Regions from separate parts of the Mus musculus genome. Here region 1 is linked to region 2. A link is a loop called in an ENCODE intact Hi-C map of the cell type or tissue named here. Cell type or tissue: gastrocnemius. All regions are shown on one strand. Each heading gives the region's core, and the rest is flanking DNA. Links, peaks and the distances in the headings are about the cores only. Region 1 has its middle 4.6 kb from the start of Plk3. Region 2 holds the start of Tesk2 (testis-specific kinase 2).

Region 1 (8,330 bases), core at 268-8,267, 420 kb after region 2:
ACATCACCAACACAGGTGGTTTCCTGCAAGCATCTCTTGCTCTGGTACAGAGCATGCTGCCCTCTTCGGGGACTGTGGAATAGCACGCTGCAGAGCCCGATTTACCTGGTCTGGGACTGTGCAATGGGTTTGTGGAACAGAGCCTGGTATTCAAGGTTTTATGTTTGCGTTTTGTTTTTCCAAGACAGGGTGTCTCTGTGTGGCCCTGGCTGTCCCAGAACCCACTATGTAGACCAGGCTGGCTTTGAAATCAAAGATCCACCTGCCCCTGCCTCCCAGTATTCACTGTTTTTCACCATGTTCCAGGCTACATCTTCTGCTACCCAATTCTACCTTATTATTCTTCTGAGGGAAAGGAGAGCTGAGGCAGAGTAGCTGTCATGTGATCCAGGCTGGCTTTGAACTCGAGGTCCTTCTGTCTTCACCTTTGACATGATGGGACTCCAGACCTGTACCTCTGCCCCAGACCCTGAGTTCCCCATCATATTCTCAAAAATACCTATTGCACCGAGTCAGCAGGCAAAAGGCCAGACAGTGAGGAATGAGAACTGGACACTCTTAGGTGCTAGAGACCTGCAACTGGGCAGTTAGCTTTGAAGTCCATTACAGATAAACTCAAGTAGGTGGCAGGAATCTATGATCTATGTGGAATCTTTTTCTGTGTGGGTTTTTTTTTTGGGGGGGGGGTGTTGTGGAGGGTTGTTTTGGTTTTTGTTTTGTTTTGTGACAGAGTTTCCAGGAAGCCAGGAATTCGACCTGTAAACCAGACTGGCCTTGACTTCCTACCTGTCTCTGCCCCTCCACCACTGCCCGGCTTCGATGTGAAATCTTTTTTTTTTTTTTTTTTTTTCCTTGAAATAGGTTTCTCTGTGTAGACTTGGCTGTCCTGGAATCATTCTGTAAACCAGGCTGGCCTCCAACTCAGAGATCTGCTGCCTGTCTCTGCCTCCAGAGTGCTGGGATTAAAGGAGTATGCCACCACCTGCCTAGTTTCCCCAGTGGAATCTTAATCCCTAAACTTTCTCCAGGGGTCACAGATCTCCTGCTGGCTGTGTAGCCTTCGTTTTCACTTGGAGCCATACATTCAGACCTCAGATTTACTGAAAACATCTGCAAAGTGGCAGGCGCTGCTACCAATAAGAATGGCCAAGGCTGCAGCCCTTACTTAGTTTCTGCAGTTTCTCTATTGTGGAAACAGACTTAAGTACATAAATAAAGTAATTACAGGCTGTGAAAAGTGCTAAGACGGAAGTAAACAAGGAGCACCCAGAAAAACCAACAAACACACACATACAGCTGTGAATCAGCTCCCTCCTTCCCCAGTGTCTGGTCTGGATCATAACCTATCTTGTTGGGATTATTGCATACGGCCGTCCCTGCCTTTGGTCTCATCTGCATTTCATCTTGCATGTACATACTGTGAAGACATGGACACACACACACACACACACACACACACACACACGTCCCAAAAAGCCTAAGACCAGGAGAAATATTAGTAGTTTAAATGATAGGGGTGGGCAGGAAAGTCCTAGGTGCTATGCTTAGCAATTTCCCTGGCGGAGAAGGTAGTGGTAGGGCCAGAAAGGACAAACTCTTCAGGTCACATGGCCTGAAGCACAGGTAGAGCTTCAAAAGACAGAGTCAAAAATCTGAGCTGGAGTTGAGGCAAGAGGTTCAGGAGTCCAAGGTTGTCCTAGTTAAAGTCAACTGTCACCCTGACGTAATGAAGAGTCATCTGACAGAGTCTCGCTGGGCAACTACACAGTTCAGGTTGACCTTTGGCCTGGGAGGAATTGTCTTGATTGATGATTGGCATGGGAGGGCCCTGCCCACCGCGTGTGGCACCACCCCTGGGTAGGTAGAGCTGAACTATAGACGGAAGCTAGCCGAGTGATCTGGAGAGATGACTCAGCGGTTAGGAGAACACAGTGTTCTTTCTGTCAGAGGACCTGAATTCACTGAGTGACCAGAGCTCCTGGGGAACTCTACACCTCCAGCCTTCTCAGCTGGGTACCTGGCATGTGCATACTCACATAAGTACGTGTGTAATTAATTATTTAAGGAAGCTAACAAGGAGCAAGTGAGGGAGCCAGGCATGAGGCAGCACTCCTCCGTGGTTTCTGCCTCAGTTCCTGCTTCAGCGTCTTGCCCTGGCTTCCCTCTGTGACTGACTGTAACCTATAAAATGAAATAAACCTTCCCTCCCCAGGCTGCTTTTGGTCTGGGTGTTTATCACAGCTGCAGAAAAGTGAAAAAGGTCTCCCTGCAGAGTGAACCTGAGACTAACCTGGAGTAAATAACATCCTGTCTATTTGGCCCTGGAGAGTTAGCGCAGTGGTTAAGAGCACTTGTTGCAAAGGACCCAGCATCCTGGGAATCATGGAGGCCCGTCACCTTTCTGGGCACCAGGATACCAGGCCATGTGTGATGCAGACAAAACACTCACACATAAAATAATAAAAATTAGATCTTTGAAAAAGATATATTCACTACTGGTTACTTTTATGCTATGGTCTGGGAATTAAGCCCAGGGCTTTGTCTACGGGAGGCAAGTGTTACTAAACTATCCCCAGCTTGATGTTACAGCTTTATATCTGGAAAATAAATTAAGATGTCTGTGTATTACTTTGCTGGAGATGCCATAACAAAATAACCTTGAATGGTTCAAATGACAAAAAATAAATTAATAAAATTATTTTCACAGTCGGAGGTGCAAGATCAAATCAGGACAGGTTTCTTGGATTTTTCTGTTTTTTGCTTTTTACTTTTTTAAAAAAAAGATCTATTTATTTATTTTATGTATATATGAGTACACTGTAGCTGTCTTCAGACACACCAGAAGAGGGCATCAGATCTCATTACAGGTGGTTGTGAGCCACCATGTGGTTGCTAGGAATTGAACTCAGGACCTCTGGAAGAAGAGTCAGTGCTCTTAACTGCTGAGCCATCTCTCCAGTTCCTGTTTTTTATTTTTATTTTTTTAAGACTTATTTATTATTTATTATATGTAAGTACACTGTAGCTGTCTTGAGACACTCCAGAAGAGGGAGTCAGATCTCATTACGGATGGTTGTGAGCCACCATGTGGTTGCTGGGATTTGAACTCTGGACCTTCGGAAGAGCAGTCGGGTGCTCTTACCTGCTGAGCCATCTCTCCAGCCCCCTGTTTTTTATTTTTAAAACAATTATTATTAATTTCTCTCTGTGTCTCTGTCTCTCTGTGTATGTGTGTGTGGAAGTGCAAGTGCCCAGAGAAGGACAGAATTTAAAATTACATGTGTTGGTGTACAGGTGTTGGTGCGCACACACGAAGGTTAGAGACTAAGAAACAGGAGCTGATTTCTGTTAATCACCGACCCAGATCATCTTGGCCTGATGAATGAAAACAAGCAACTCAAGACTGGCCTGGTCTACAGAATGAGTTCCAGGACAGCCAGGGCTACACAGAGGGACTCTTGTCTTGAAAAACCAAACCACAAGCCCGGGGTGGTGGTGCACGCTTTTAATCCCAGCACTTGGGAGGCACAGACAGGCAGATTTCTGAGTTCGAGGCCAGCCTGGTCTACAAAGTGAGTGCCAGGACAGCCAGGGCTACACAGAGAAACCCTGTCTCGAAAAACAAACAAACAAAAAAACAAAACAAAAAAAAAAGGTTAATGCAGGGAAGATCATCATGTGTAAGCCAAGGAGAGGGACGGAGGCTCCCTCAGTAGCCCAGGCTGGCCTCGAACTCAGAGATCTGCCTACCTCTGCCTCCCGAGTGCTGGGACTAAAGGCCACCATGGCCAGCTTTAGTTACATAATCTTAAACCAAGTCTTAACTATGAATTTGTTTGTTTTGTTGTTGTTTCAAGACAGGGTTTCTCTATGTAACTCTGACTGTCCTGGAACTCACTTTGTAGACCAGGCTGGCCTCGAACTCAGAAATCCGCCTGCATGCGCCACCACGCCCGAACCGGGTAAGATTTCTAAAGTGAACCCTGAGAGCTGGGTAAAAGTCAAGCAGGCGTAGCACGGCTCAGGATCCTGTGCTCCTGGCGGCCTGAAGTGAGGGCTCACGGGTCCATAAAGAACTACAAGTTGGGGTGGGGGTGGAGCGCCATTGGGAGACTCCTTGGTCTAGCAGGCATGAGGTTTGATCCCTAAATGAAACTGAGAACACCTGTCAGCTCCTGGGTGTGGCTAAGGAGGTTTTTATTGTAGATTTCAGGGCGAGAACAGCCAGAGGGCACCTGGAAGAGACCTGAACAAGGAGAGAAAGAAATAGACCGAACAAGACCAGCAGACAGAGCAGGAGCATGAGGGTGGGGGTGGGGGTGGGGGTGGGGGTGGGAGTGGTAGAGGATGAATGAGAGAGGAAGCGAAGAAGACCAAGAGGACAGAGAGCTTGAGGCTGAGTTAGGGGGAGGGGAAGGGAGAGGAGGGGAGGGGAGGGCAGGGGAGGGGAGGAGAGGGGAGGGGAGGGGAGGGGAGGGCAGGGGAGGGGAGGGGAAGCCAAGCCCCTGGGCTGCTGAGGTTTTAGGCAGAGCGTGGGAGGTAGGGGTGAGGAGATCGGGAAGGAGCTGCAGGTGCTGAGTGAGCCTAGAGGTCCAGCAGACAGCTCGATGTGCTAAGGCACCATAGTTGGCCATTTGTCATGAGATTTTTTTTGCGATCTGACAATCCCTAGAACCAAACAATGGGTTTGAACCCTAGCATTGCACAAACCAGGAATAGTGGCACACACCTATAACCACAGCCTTTGGCAGTGGGAGGCAGAAGATCAGGAGTTCAAGGTCAGCCTCTCATACATAGTTTGTAGGGAAGCCTGAACTGTAAAGGACACTGTCTAGGAAAACAACTAGAACCAGGTGGTGATAGCACACACCATTTATCCCAGCACTCAAATGGCAAAGACAGGCAGATCTCTGAGTTTGAGGCCAGCCTACTCTACAGAACATGTTCCAAGACAGGCAGGGCTACACAGTGAGACCCTGTTTTGAAAAAAACAAAAGAAAGCTGGAGAGATGGTTCAGTAGTTAAGAGCACCGCCTGTTCTACCAAAGGTCTTGAATTCAATCCCCAGCAACCACGTGGTGGCTCACAACCATCTGTACTGGGAGCTGATGCCCTCTACTGGCCTTCAAGTGTACATGCAGATAGAGCACTCATGCATAAAATAAATGAATCTTTTAAAAACAAAAAAGAAAAACCAAAAGAAAGAAAAATAAGGAGGAAGAGAAGAAAACACCTGGGGGTTAGCGCAGTTGGCCCTTTGTGACATAAGCCTAGACCAGCATCACCACCTACAATCCTATCACCCAGGAGGTAGAGGTTCAAGATCAGTCTCAGCTAAATAGTAAATTCCAAGCTAGCTGGCTACAGTAGGCCATCTCCAAACAAAAGAACCATAATAATAAAAATAATAATAAAGCCCAAACCAAAACCCTTACTTTTTAACCAAAAGTTAAAAATAGCTGAAACACAGCTGGGCGTGGTGGTGGCACACCCCTTTAATCCCAGCACTCAGGGAGGCAGAGGCAGGCGGATTTCTGAGTTCGAGGCCAGCCTGGTCTACAAAGTGAGTTCCAGGACAGCCAGGGCTATACAGAGAAACCCTGTCTCAAAAAACCAAAACCAAATATATATATCTGAAACACTTCAAGGACTGGACCCTAAAATGATTCTGCAAGCTGGAGGGTGGGGTTAGAAGTATTCTTTCCCTTCCTAACTTTGCAAGGTTCCCAAGTTGCCTAAAAGTAGGTAGGCAGCCAACAGGTAGACTGCTTGTGGACAACCTTGGAAGGCTAGATTACGCTTTGGGGTTTGATAAAAGAGTTATTTGGAGTCAGCCAATGCCACCGGAGTCTGGAAGTGGGTCTGGGGTAATGGTGGGCAGGATAGCCTTAATGGGCTTCTGGGGAGGTGAAGCTGACAGCTGACGCTGTGGCCCCACTCCCGGCTCTCCGGTTCTCCTTTCCAACACTGAAGAGATGTTCTCACCAAGCGTCTGATGCCAAGCTCTTGCTAGGCTTCAGATCGAAGGCTGAGCTCAGGCCATCTGACCTACATTTGCCACTCAAGACAGGACCCTCACCCGAATCCCTCCAGGGATGTCCTGTCCCCTTTCTTTGCTTTCCTCCCCTGGCTTGTACCCTCAGCCACAACATGGCACTGCGAGCCCCCTGCACAACTGTCTTTCTCATTCTCTCTCCAGTGCTGGAGATTGAGTCCAAGGCCATCTAGAAAGTAATCTAAGAGCTGGTAAGATGCCCCAGTGGTTAAAAGCACTGGCTGCGTGGGGAGGGTATAAGGGACTTTCGGGATAGCACTTGAAATGTAAATGAAGAAAATACCTAATAAAAAATTGGGGGGGAAAAAAAAAAGCACCGGGTGCTCTTCTAGAGGTCCTGAGTTCATTCCCAGAAATTACAGGTGGCTCATGACTTAATCTATAAAGGGATCTGATGCCCTCTTCTGGCACAAAGATGTATGTGCAGATAGAGCATTAATATATTTATTAAAAAATATATAAATAAATTTTAAAATGAAAAGAATCTACCACAGAGCTATACCCCCAGACAACTGCGCAACTTGGAAGGTGAACAAGCTATTTGAATCTTCTTTTGGGAGCCAGGATACCAGGAGGAGCTTTCTAGATGTCATTATCTTTCTCAACTCTCCGCCATGGTATCAAACCAAGGGGCCCTGTGCATGTAGACAGTATTCTATGGACAGTATTCTGGGGATGCTGTAATAGAAGGGCCTGCCTGTGCCTCCTCTCCCTGACAGCTGCTCCCCATCTGTGGGCCTCCCATGGCCCAGGAGCCGACCTGGGCATTTAGTGTATTGATTGCTTCCAGTAAGCCTGTGATATGGAAGTGATTATAATCCTCAGAAGGAAATAAAAGTTCACAGGATGAAACAGTTTCCCCAAGGTTAACTCAGCTTCCCGTGGGCAGATCCAGCTTGCCTCATCTTTCCAGGGCTGAGAGCCTGAGATTTTTCTGAGCTCTCTGTGTGTCCATCCCTGAATGCTGTGTCTGCTCTGTTGAGCATATGGTCTAGACTCCTGGTTCCCTTGGCAACTCAGAGTCATATATCTCTTGATCAGAAGCTAAGACAGGGCAAGAATAAGAGGTTAGGATTCAGACTCAGGAGCAAACACCTGGCTAATCTGCAAGGAGATCTCATTATCTGTGATGTGCTACAACCCACCTCCTGGATCGAGGGAGGCCAGCATGGCGTACAGAGTTACATTCTACAAGAACAAAACGGTTGCCATGTAAGACTGGTGACCCCTGTCCCACCCTCAAAACCCATATAAAGGGGGAAAGAGATTCCACAAATTTATCCTCTGACCTGCACATGCCCATTGTATACACACACAGCTGTGATGATGATGGTGGGGGTGTTGATGATAACCAAATAAATAACTTTAAGTTTCAAAAGTGTGAAGGGTCCCCTGAGTTAAAACACTTGCCACTAACAACTTGAATTCAGTACCCAGAACTCACATGGTAGAGGGAAAGAACTGACTTACCTATACACAGAATAAGTGAATAAGTTAGTGTAATTTTTAAATTTAAAGCAAGCCGAGGCAGTGGTAACACACTAATCCCAGCCCTCAGGAGGCAGGTGGATCTCTGTGAGTTCGAGGCCAGTCTGGTCTATATACTGAATTCCAGGACGGCCAGGGCTGCAGAAAGAACCAGGTTCAAATAGAAGGAAGGAAGGAAGGAAGGAAGGAAGGAAGGGAGGGAGGGAGGGAGGGAGGGAGGGAGGGAGGGAGGGAGGAAGGGAGGGAGGGAGGAAGGGAGGGAGGGAGAGACAGAGACAGAGAAGAGAGAGAGAGAGAGAGAGAGAGAGAGAGAGAGAGAGAGAGAGGATTTAAAGCAGGAGGCTGGGGGACATCTCAGTCAGCATAGTTACCCAATGCAAGCGCCAGGACTTGGGTTTGATCCTGGAGTCCATGTGAGGAGCCAGGCATGGCAGCACATCCTCATAGGTGGGGAGACTGATGAATCCCTAGAGCTGACTGATCAGCCTGGCTATAATCCACAAACTCCAGGCCCTGTCTCAAAAAAACAAAGAGAATATTGACCTCTATCTTCTAGTACATGAGCTCAAACAGGCAATCAGCCCAAACCCCAGACACACACACACACACACTGAGAGAGAGATGAGAGAGATGGGAGAGAGAGGGAGGGAGGAAAGAAGGGAGAGAGAGAGAGAGAGAGAGAGAGAGAGAGAGAGAGAGAGAGAGAACCAAAGGGCTGAGAATTCAGCTCATTAGGTAGAAGGCTTGCCTAACATGCTGGAGTCCCTGGGTTCAGTTCCCAGTACAG
Region 2 (8,330 bases), core at 118-8,117:
TGTGTGTCTTTTCCAGGGTGGTCCAGGGCCTAGTTCTGTGCATGGCAGTCTTGCTAATTTCTTTCTTTTTTTGGGGGTTGGGGGGAGTTGGCTTTGTTTTTTGCTTTTTTGTTTTGTTTTGTTTTGTTTTGTTTTGTTTTGAGACAGGGTTTCTCTGTGTAGCCCTGGCTGTCCTGGAACTCACTTTGTAAACCAGGCTGGCCTCGAACTCAGAAATCTGCCTGCCTCTGCCTCCCGAGTGCTGGGATGCTAATTTCTTTTTAAATTTAATTTTATTTTCCTTCATCTTAGAACTCCAGAACAACTCCCTTCCTAACCTGGAACCCAGCAGCTCTCAGTTCCATGCCTGGAGTCTAGGGCAAGAGGACCTGTTCCTTGAGGGCCCCACGATCTTCCAGAGTGACCTGTAAGAACTTGTGAGAAAAATGAGGTGCAGCTTCTATCCCAGGCAGCCTCCTCATCCTCTCCGTTCATGCCCTCTTTACCGAGGCATCGCACTGTGCAGCCAGTCCTTCTCCCTGGCTAATTCAAAATAAAGTAGCTTCATTCTCCCTGATGTGTTCTCTGTAAATCTTGCCCCACATGGGATAGGCTGGGCCATACCTTTCCTTCTTGTTACTTACCTGGTTCCTGTGACCCCTGCCTTTGAAATCTGACAATCATAGGTGCACCTTTGACTGAGCTCCAGTGAACTTGGGAAGAAATGATCTCTTGTTTGGTGAGTAGAATAGGTTAGGATGTTGGGAGTATTGAGGTGATCACAAAGGAGAGTGTGATGTTCCGGTGGGCACTAGATCCAGTCAGTCACACTGCTGGGAGGCTTACCCCAGCTTCTCCCTACCTCCTCACCCTCAGTAGCCCAGTCTGTATGTCTACAGTTCTGTTTCTCTGAAATCGAGTTGTCTTCAAAACAAACAAACAAAAGCCAACAAAACCAAAATCTCTATTTCTTATTTTGAGAAAGGATCTGTTTAAGTAGCCCTGGCTGTTCTGGGAACAGGCTCTCCTTGAACTCTCAGGGTTCTCCTGCCTCTGCCTCCCTAGTCCTGGCATCAAAGGTGGGCACTGCTACACCTAGCCAAGAAGTATTTTTTGCTATAACCTTCTTGAGGAAATAAAGAGTTCCATGATTCAAATTATACTATTTTTATTTTTAAACATTCTTTTATTACTTTATGTGTATGGGAATTCTGCCTGCACGTATGTCTATGCACCATCTGCGTGTAAGGTCCTGAGGGGTCAGAAGAAGGCATCAGATCCTCTTGAATTGGACTTATACACGATGGTGAGTTGCCATATAGATGCTGGCCATCAAAGAGTAGTAAGTGCTCCTAACCATTGGGCCATCTCTTTAGCTCCTTTTTAATTTTTTGAGGCAGGGTTTTCTTTTTTTAAGGAGATTTATTTTATTTATATGAATACACTGTAGCTGTCTTCTGACACACCAGAAGAGGGCATCGTATTCCATTACAGATGGTTATGAGCCACCATGTGGTTGCTGGGAATTGAACTCAGGACCTCTGGAGGAACTGTTAGTGCTCTTAACCACTGAGCCATCTCTCCAGCTCCTTGAGGCAGGATTTTATGTCACACAGATTGGCTTTGAGTGAAGTTGACTGTCTTAGTTACTTTCCTAATACTGTGATAAAATGCCACAACCAAGGCATCTCCTAGAGGGAGAGTTGTCTTGGGGCTTGTAATTTCACAGGGCCCAGCACCATCATGGTGAGATACATGTCAGCAGCTGGTGGGCTGGCACGACACGAGCAGAAGCCGAGATCACAACCATCTGAGACTACATCCCATCCACGAGCGGGAAGCACAGAGGGTGCACAGGGACTGGCAGATCTTTTGAAACTTTAATGACCCAGTGGCACACCTCCAATAAGACCATACCTCTAATCCTTCTGAAAGAGTACCAACAATTGAAGAACAAGTGTTGAAAATATGAGCCTATGGGGGGCACTTCTCATTTAAACCACCACAATGACCTTGAACTTTCTGATCCTCTTGCTAAAACCTAAATTCTAAAATTGGAGGTATATGCTGCCATACCTACTAGTCTGCTAGCTGGCTTGCTTGCTGCCACCCACCTGTCTTTTCCTTGCAATGGCAGGGATTATTGTACCCAGAGCCTCATTAAATGCTAAACAAGGGGGCTGGAGAGATGCCTCAGTGGTTAAAAGCATAGACTGCTCTTCCAGAGGTCCTAAGTTCAATTCCCAGCAACCACATGGTGGCTCACAACCATCTGTAATGAGATCTGACGCCCTCTGACACCCTCTTCTGGTGTGCATGAAGATAGAGACCGTGTATTCATATACATTAAAATAAATTTTAAAAAACATCTTTAAAAAATGCTAAACAAGTGGTAATGCTATACCTCTGGTCCATTTTTATTCAATTTCATTTAAAAAATGCCTTATACATATTTCATGTAGTTATCTGAAATAATTATAAATAAATAAAGGTTGTGGTATATACCTGTAATCCTACCACTAGGGAAGTGGAGACAAAAGGATCTGGAGGGTTTTTTTTTTATTATTTATTTTTATGTATATGAGTACATTGTCACTGTCTTCAGACTCACCAGAAGAGGGCACTGGATCACATTACAGATGGTTGTGAGCCACCATGTGGTTACTGGAATTGAACTCAGGACCTCTGGAAGAGCAGTCAGTGCTCTTAACCACTGAGCCACCTCCCCAGCCCAAGGATCTGGAGTTTGAGGCCAGCTTGGGCTGCATAAGACATCCCTGTGTCAAAACCAACAATAATGACAACAAAACAAATATGTCTTATGGTTAGCGGTTTAGTCCTTAGCTTACTTTTCTATTGCTGTGACAAAACACTAAAAGCAACTGGAGGAGGAAACGGTGAATTTTACCCATCGTTCAATCCTGAAGAGAAGTCAGGACAGGGACCTGGAGGCAGGAACTGACATGGAGGAAGGTAGCTTACTGGCTTTAAAAAAAAAAAAAGATTTATTTATTTTTTATTTATATGAGTACACTGCAGCTGTCTTCAGACACACACTAGAAGAGTGCATTGGATCCCATGTGGTTGCTGGGAATTGAACTCAAGATCTCTGGCATTGAAGGTCAGCTTTGCTTTCTGCTTTTCTGGACTTTATGTTCTAGGGGGTTCAAGATTTCCTAAGAATCAGCAGCATTTCAGAGACCTCATGAAGCCTCTGCCAGTGGTAACTGTAGACAAGAGATAATGCCATCCATCCACCAGTTAGGTCTTCGGATGCATTTGCTTAGAACTAAGATGTGCAGTCAGCTTATGGGAAGGTTCCAACTCTTAGTTCAGGCTGGCAAGAGGAGACAGTTATCTTAAAAAAAAAAAAATAGAAGGATGAGGTAGTAAAATGGGAGCTACTTTTAGTAATGGTATATTTAAATTTCTGGCCCAACTAATAGCCAACATTATGGGGAGAGGGCCTTGGACATTGAATAGTTATAGGGATATCTTCCACATTTTTTTGTTGGGGTGTGTGTGTGTACATGTGCGTGTGCACATGTGTGCGAGTGTGTGCACAGTTGCGTACATGTGTGTGTGCATGTGTGCATTTGCACCTGATTATTTTGAGCATGAGTATGTGGTGACCAGAGGCAGGGTCTCTCAGTGGGTATGATAGTGCACACCTTTAAGCCCAGCTCTTGGGAAGAGGCAGATGGATCTCTGAGTTCAAGACCATCTCTGAACTGTATAATAAGACCTTGTGCCGGGCAGTGGTGGCACATGCCTTTAATCCCAGCACTAGGGAGGCAGAGGCAGGCGAATTTCTGAGTTCGAGGCCTGCCTGGTCTACAGAGTGAGTTCCAGGACAGCCAGGGCTACACAGAGAAACCCTGTCTTGAAAAAGGACAAAAAAAAAAGACCTTGAGAGAGAGGGAAGGAGAGGAGAGGTTCTTTTTGCTTTTGTTTTATTTATTGTTATTTCATGTGAGTAAGTGCTTTGCTTTGCCTGCATGTGTGTCTGTACCACTGTGCTTGTCTGGTGCCTGCAGAGGCCAGGTGAGAGCACTGGATCCTCTGGAACTGGAGTTAACTAGAATCAGCATATATGTGCTGGGAATCGAACCAGGATCCTCTGCAAAAGCAGTCAGTGCTCTTACCTGCTGAGCCATCTCTTCAGCCCTGTTTTCATTTAGTATGTAGTATGTAGTATGCATTTACTTGGACTGACTCAGAACTCTGTAGCTCAGGTTGGCTTCAAACTTGTTTCCATCCTGCCTGAGTCTCCTGATTGCCAGGATTACAAGTGATACAGTGATATCATACTTAGCTTCAGACCCAGTTTTATTTTATTGATTTATTTTGGTGTGTATATGACAGAATCCTGTGTTGTCCAGGCTTGCTTTAGACTCTTTATATAGCCAAAGGTGGCCTTGTTCCTCCTGTCGCCACACCCCAGGTATTATAGGTATGTAGACCATACCTGGCTTGTTTGTGTACATTCATGCTACCGAGTACATGTTGGGATTAGGAGGCAGCTCTGGTGTTGGTCTTTGCCTCCCACCTTCCAGGAGTGCTGGGATGACAGACTCTTCCTCAGGTTTGCACGGTAACTACTTGAACCCTTGGTGTTGTTGTTTTTCCTCCTTCCTCTATTTAATAGTTTTTATTTTGAGGCCAGGTATCAAGTGTCCCAGGCTGGTCTAGACTCCATATCTAGCTGAGGATGACCTTGAACTCCTGAAATCCTGCCTCCACTTTCTGAATGGTGATTTGATAGGAGTGTGACACCACATCTGGGCGCCGTGCATACTAACACTGCCAAATGGACTGCATCTCCAGCCCCAAATTTAAAAAATTTTTGTTATTTAGATCCACATTTAACACAAGCCTTTTCGCCAAGCCTCTCTCTGTCTTTCACTGGGCAGATAATTTATCTGGCATGGTGGCATTAGCTCCGATTGCTACCAGTAGTATTTATCAACTGTTTGTATCAAGCTCTATGGGAGACACACTTGCAAGGGTGCCAAATCTTTCAACAGAAATGTTAAAGGACAACGGTGGAACAGTGGGTCTGAACTGCCACCAGGTGGCAGCACATAATTTATGTCAGAAAGATCCTGAACAGGCCAAGAGAACTGTGCCTGAGTACCTCCCTTCAGAGATTCTGTGAGCTAATTACTCTTCCTCAAACAATTCCCTGTTTAGGTTATGCTTCTGTTCAAGGATAAATCACACAGCATTTAAAATAAAAAGATAATTTTATTATTTAAACTCCACTCATGTTCAGCCTCTTGCAATTTTATTTCCTACTATACATTTTCATAAACTCAGCTGTCAGTAGCACTACATTCCATTGGTGTTATTATTTTCAGTGCTGGGAATTGAACCCTGGACCACATGGTACATTACCATTGCTTTCTGCCCCTAGTATTTATTTATTTATTTATTTTTTTTTGTTATTCGAGACAGGGTTTCTCTGTGCAGCCCTGGCTGTCTTGGAACTCACTCGGTAGACCAGGCTGGCCTCGAACTCAGAAATCCGCCTGCCTCTGCCTCCTGAGTGCTGGGATTAAAGGCGTGCGCCACCATGCTCGGCTCCTAGACATATTTTAATTATGTCTCACATGCTAAAGATTTCTGAAGGGAGGCCCCTAAACCGTTGGGAGTAAGACCTATATCCCACTGCTCTTATTCTTCTTTAGCAGTCTGTTCAGCTATAAAATTATGAACCCTTGAGATCCATGGCTATGGAAAGTGTGAGGAAATCTGTACCTGATGAACAGTTGGGTAGAATTGTTATTCCCTTCGAAGATCTTTCATATCTCTCCTTTCCATCTAGCTGGTGATACCAATCCTCTAAGCCTTCCCTGAATTCAATCTCTCCCTTTGGCATTTCGTTTAAGTTATACTTACTGCTCTTTCTCAAGTTGTTAGGAATTATGTGCTAATTTTAGCTTGTCAATATACTGCGTTCCTGCAGGACACTGCATTCGATCCAGCAGAACACCTTATTCAAAAGCCGCGCCAGTTTAGTGCTTGTTTAATTGGCTTAATTAATTTACCATTCGCTTCTGTTTGGGGGGGTTTGATTGGTCTCTCTTGTGTCCCGCCCTCTGAGACTCTTTAGACTAGGTTTTCCCCAAGGTGAATTCTCTCCGGTTCCGCTTTTTCAACACACTGTCCCCTCTGTTTTTAACTCCACTCTCTTCCTATTGGTTCCCTTCATCTTCTAAGAGTTGGCGCCGAGCGTTGCTGATTGGCTTTTCTGTACGCCCATTGTGCCCACCCTCGTACCACGTGGCATTCCTAACGTTAATTGGGCAACTCTATTAGCTCGTTTGTCAAAGGTTGACGATTGATTGGCTGCTCTGAGGGAGGCCTGAGGAGGGGGCGGAGCTCACGGGGCCCCGCCCCCAGCCCCCTGCCCCCCAGGCGTTTCAGACACTCACCGGCGGGGAGCCGAGAGTTTCCAGCTGCCTTCTCAGTCCCAGCGGTGATCCGCCTCCGGGCCCCGCCGAGTAGGCGGGGGAAAGCAGCTCAGACCGCAAGGCCATGGCAGTAGCCTCCAGCTCCTGCGCCGCCGCTGGCCCTGAGCAATCTCCGGCTTCTGCCCAAGGGACCCTCACCTCCTCCGCAGGCTAAACAGCCGCGGCCGGGAGCTGCTATGCTCGCTCTGGGCCGCTGCCTCCCTTACCCTCTGGCCGGCGCAGACGCCCCCTCCGCGGCTCAGTTGTGCCTCAGGTAACGTCGGGAGAGTGCCTGGGGACCAAGGCTCGGCATCCCTGCCCTGCGCGCAGCTTGGCTCATGGGTCGCTGAGCACTGGACAATCCGGTGCTGTACTTGAGATTCTCAAAGAAGCGGGGACTGTCTCTTGCCCCTCTCCCCCTTTCCTTCTCAGTTCCCTCCGGGTCCCGGGACAGTCCCCACCTCGTCTCAGGGGTCAAGAACCCATTGGACGTTATACTCAAAAGGGTTGTTTGTGTCTGACCTTCCTCACTTGTGAAGTTGTGGAATCCTTCACGTCCCGTTCCCCTACTGAGTGTGCCTCACTAGTCTCCGAGCCCCCTTCTCCCTCTGAGATCTGGATTCCCTCCGAAACGTGCTCATCTCTCCTAACCACCCTGACTCCTATCCTAAGAGACTTCTCTCCTTTTTATTCACGTTCTTACCCTTCATTTTGAAGAAGACTCTTATCTAAACTACGATTCTGATTTAGTTGGAAATAAAAGCCAGATTAGTCCAATTGAAAAACCTTTTAATTTAAACCTCTGAGAAAAACTTGTTAAAGAATTTGGACTTTATTTGTAGGCATACGGAGCCATTGAAGGTTGTAAGCAGGAGTTTGATATGGATTATCTCTGGAAAATGTGAAAGAAAGATTGAAAGTAAGACCGGAGGGCAGAAGGCCCAGGTAGTCAGGAGGCTGCTGTGTTTTGTGCGTGAGAAGAGGATGAATGGACTGGAATAGTTGTGGAAAATGAAGAGAATGGCATGAAATTCCAAGAATTTTAGAATAGAATTTAGAGGGTTTTTTGCTTTCTGCTTTTCTACATAAGGGCTTTCTCATTGGTTTATGGTATTGGGTTGGTGGTGCTAACAATGTAAAGAAGTAGATCTGAAGAATGATAAGTTGGGTTGTGGACAAGTTCAACCCGAGTTTTTCAAATAGAGGTGGAAAGTTGCTCATAGAACTGATTAAGTTAGGCTCTAAAGACATAAATTGGAATTAAATAGGAATACTTGAAACCTTAGCACCCCCTCGTAGTACTCCAGAAAGCGGAGAATTGGGCTGTGGACAGAGGCAGCATTGCTGAGGATAACAGACACTGAAGAGAGCTAGAACACTGTGGCAGTATCACAGAAGCCAAAGACAGTCTCCAGAAGGGAGGGGGATACCAGGCGCTTCCCAGGTCAAGCAGCAGGAGAGTGTGAAGCCACGAGTCTGGCAATTAGGAAGTGACTTGTTTTCTTTCAAAGGCAGTTTTGATAATCTGGTGGTTGTAATGCAGTGGTCAGCCCACGGATTTAGGAGTAAGTGGAAGGCAGGCGGCAGTGAGCAGCACATCTGCCTTCTTTCTCTCTTTTTCTGCTTGTTTGAGGGTAGGCCAGCCGGGAATTATGCGTGTTATCACACTAGACTGGTCTTATTTTTATTGTGATCAGTTATCTGTAGATAAATCAGCTTTCTCTGGAGGTTGACGGAACTGCGGTGAGTTTCTGACATGAGCGTTATAGCCATGGGAATCATCAGTGGGAAATAGCAAGGGTTTGTTGTTTTTAGGTTTATTTTTATTTTATGTGATGAGTGCTTCTTCTGTTGGTTTGGTTTCAGACAGAATCTCGCAGTGTAGCCCTGACTGAT

The links. Peaks named below come from ENCODE experiments on the same cell type or tissue, not always from the same donor. Only the 100,000 strongest peaks of a DNase experiment are listed, where the experiment ranks them.
Region 1: it touches region 2 in a loop (2.5-fold over the local background); 3 of 42 quality-filtered maps call a loop at or near these places.

The regions. Positions count from the first base shown.
Region 1 is chr4:117,134,372-117,142,701 of GRCm38, forward strand. No RefSeq gene overlaps it. Among named protein-coding and RNA genes, the nearest start is that of Plk3, 4.6 kb to the left of the region's middle. In gastrocnemius, for the core only: CTCF peaks have their summits at 5,122 (motif pointing left) and 6,469 (motif pointing left); a DNase peak (open chromatin) is centred at 5,060; H3K27ac peaks cover 945 bases.
Region 2 is chr4:116,714,549-116,722,878 of GRCm38, forward strand. It overlaps Ccdc163 (coiled-coil domain containing 163), which reads left to right. Exons shown (of 10, transcript NM_026714.3): 10 at 292-1,136. The coding sequence ends at 410. It overlaps Tesk2 (testis-specific kinase 2), which reads left to right and starts at 6,407. Exons shown (of 11, transcript NM_146151.4): 1 at 6,407-6,708. In gastrocnemius, for the core only: a CTCF peak has its summit at 5,052 (motif pointing right); DNase peaks (open chromatin) are centred at 5,042 and 6,327; H3K4me3 peaks cover 2,397 bases; H3K27ac peaks cover 2,311 bases.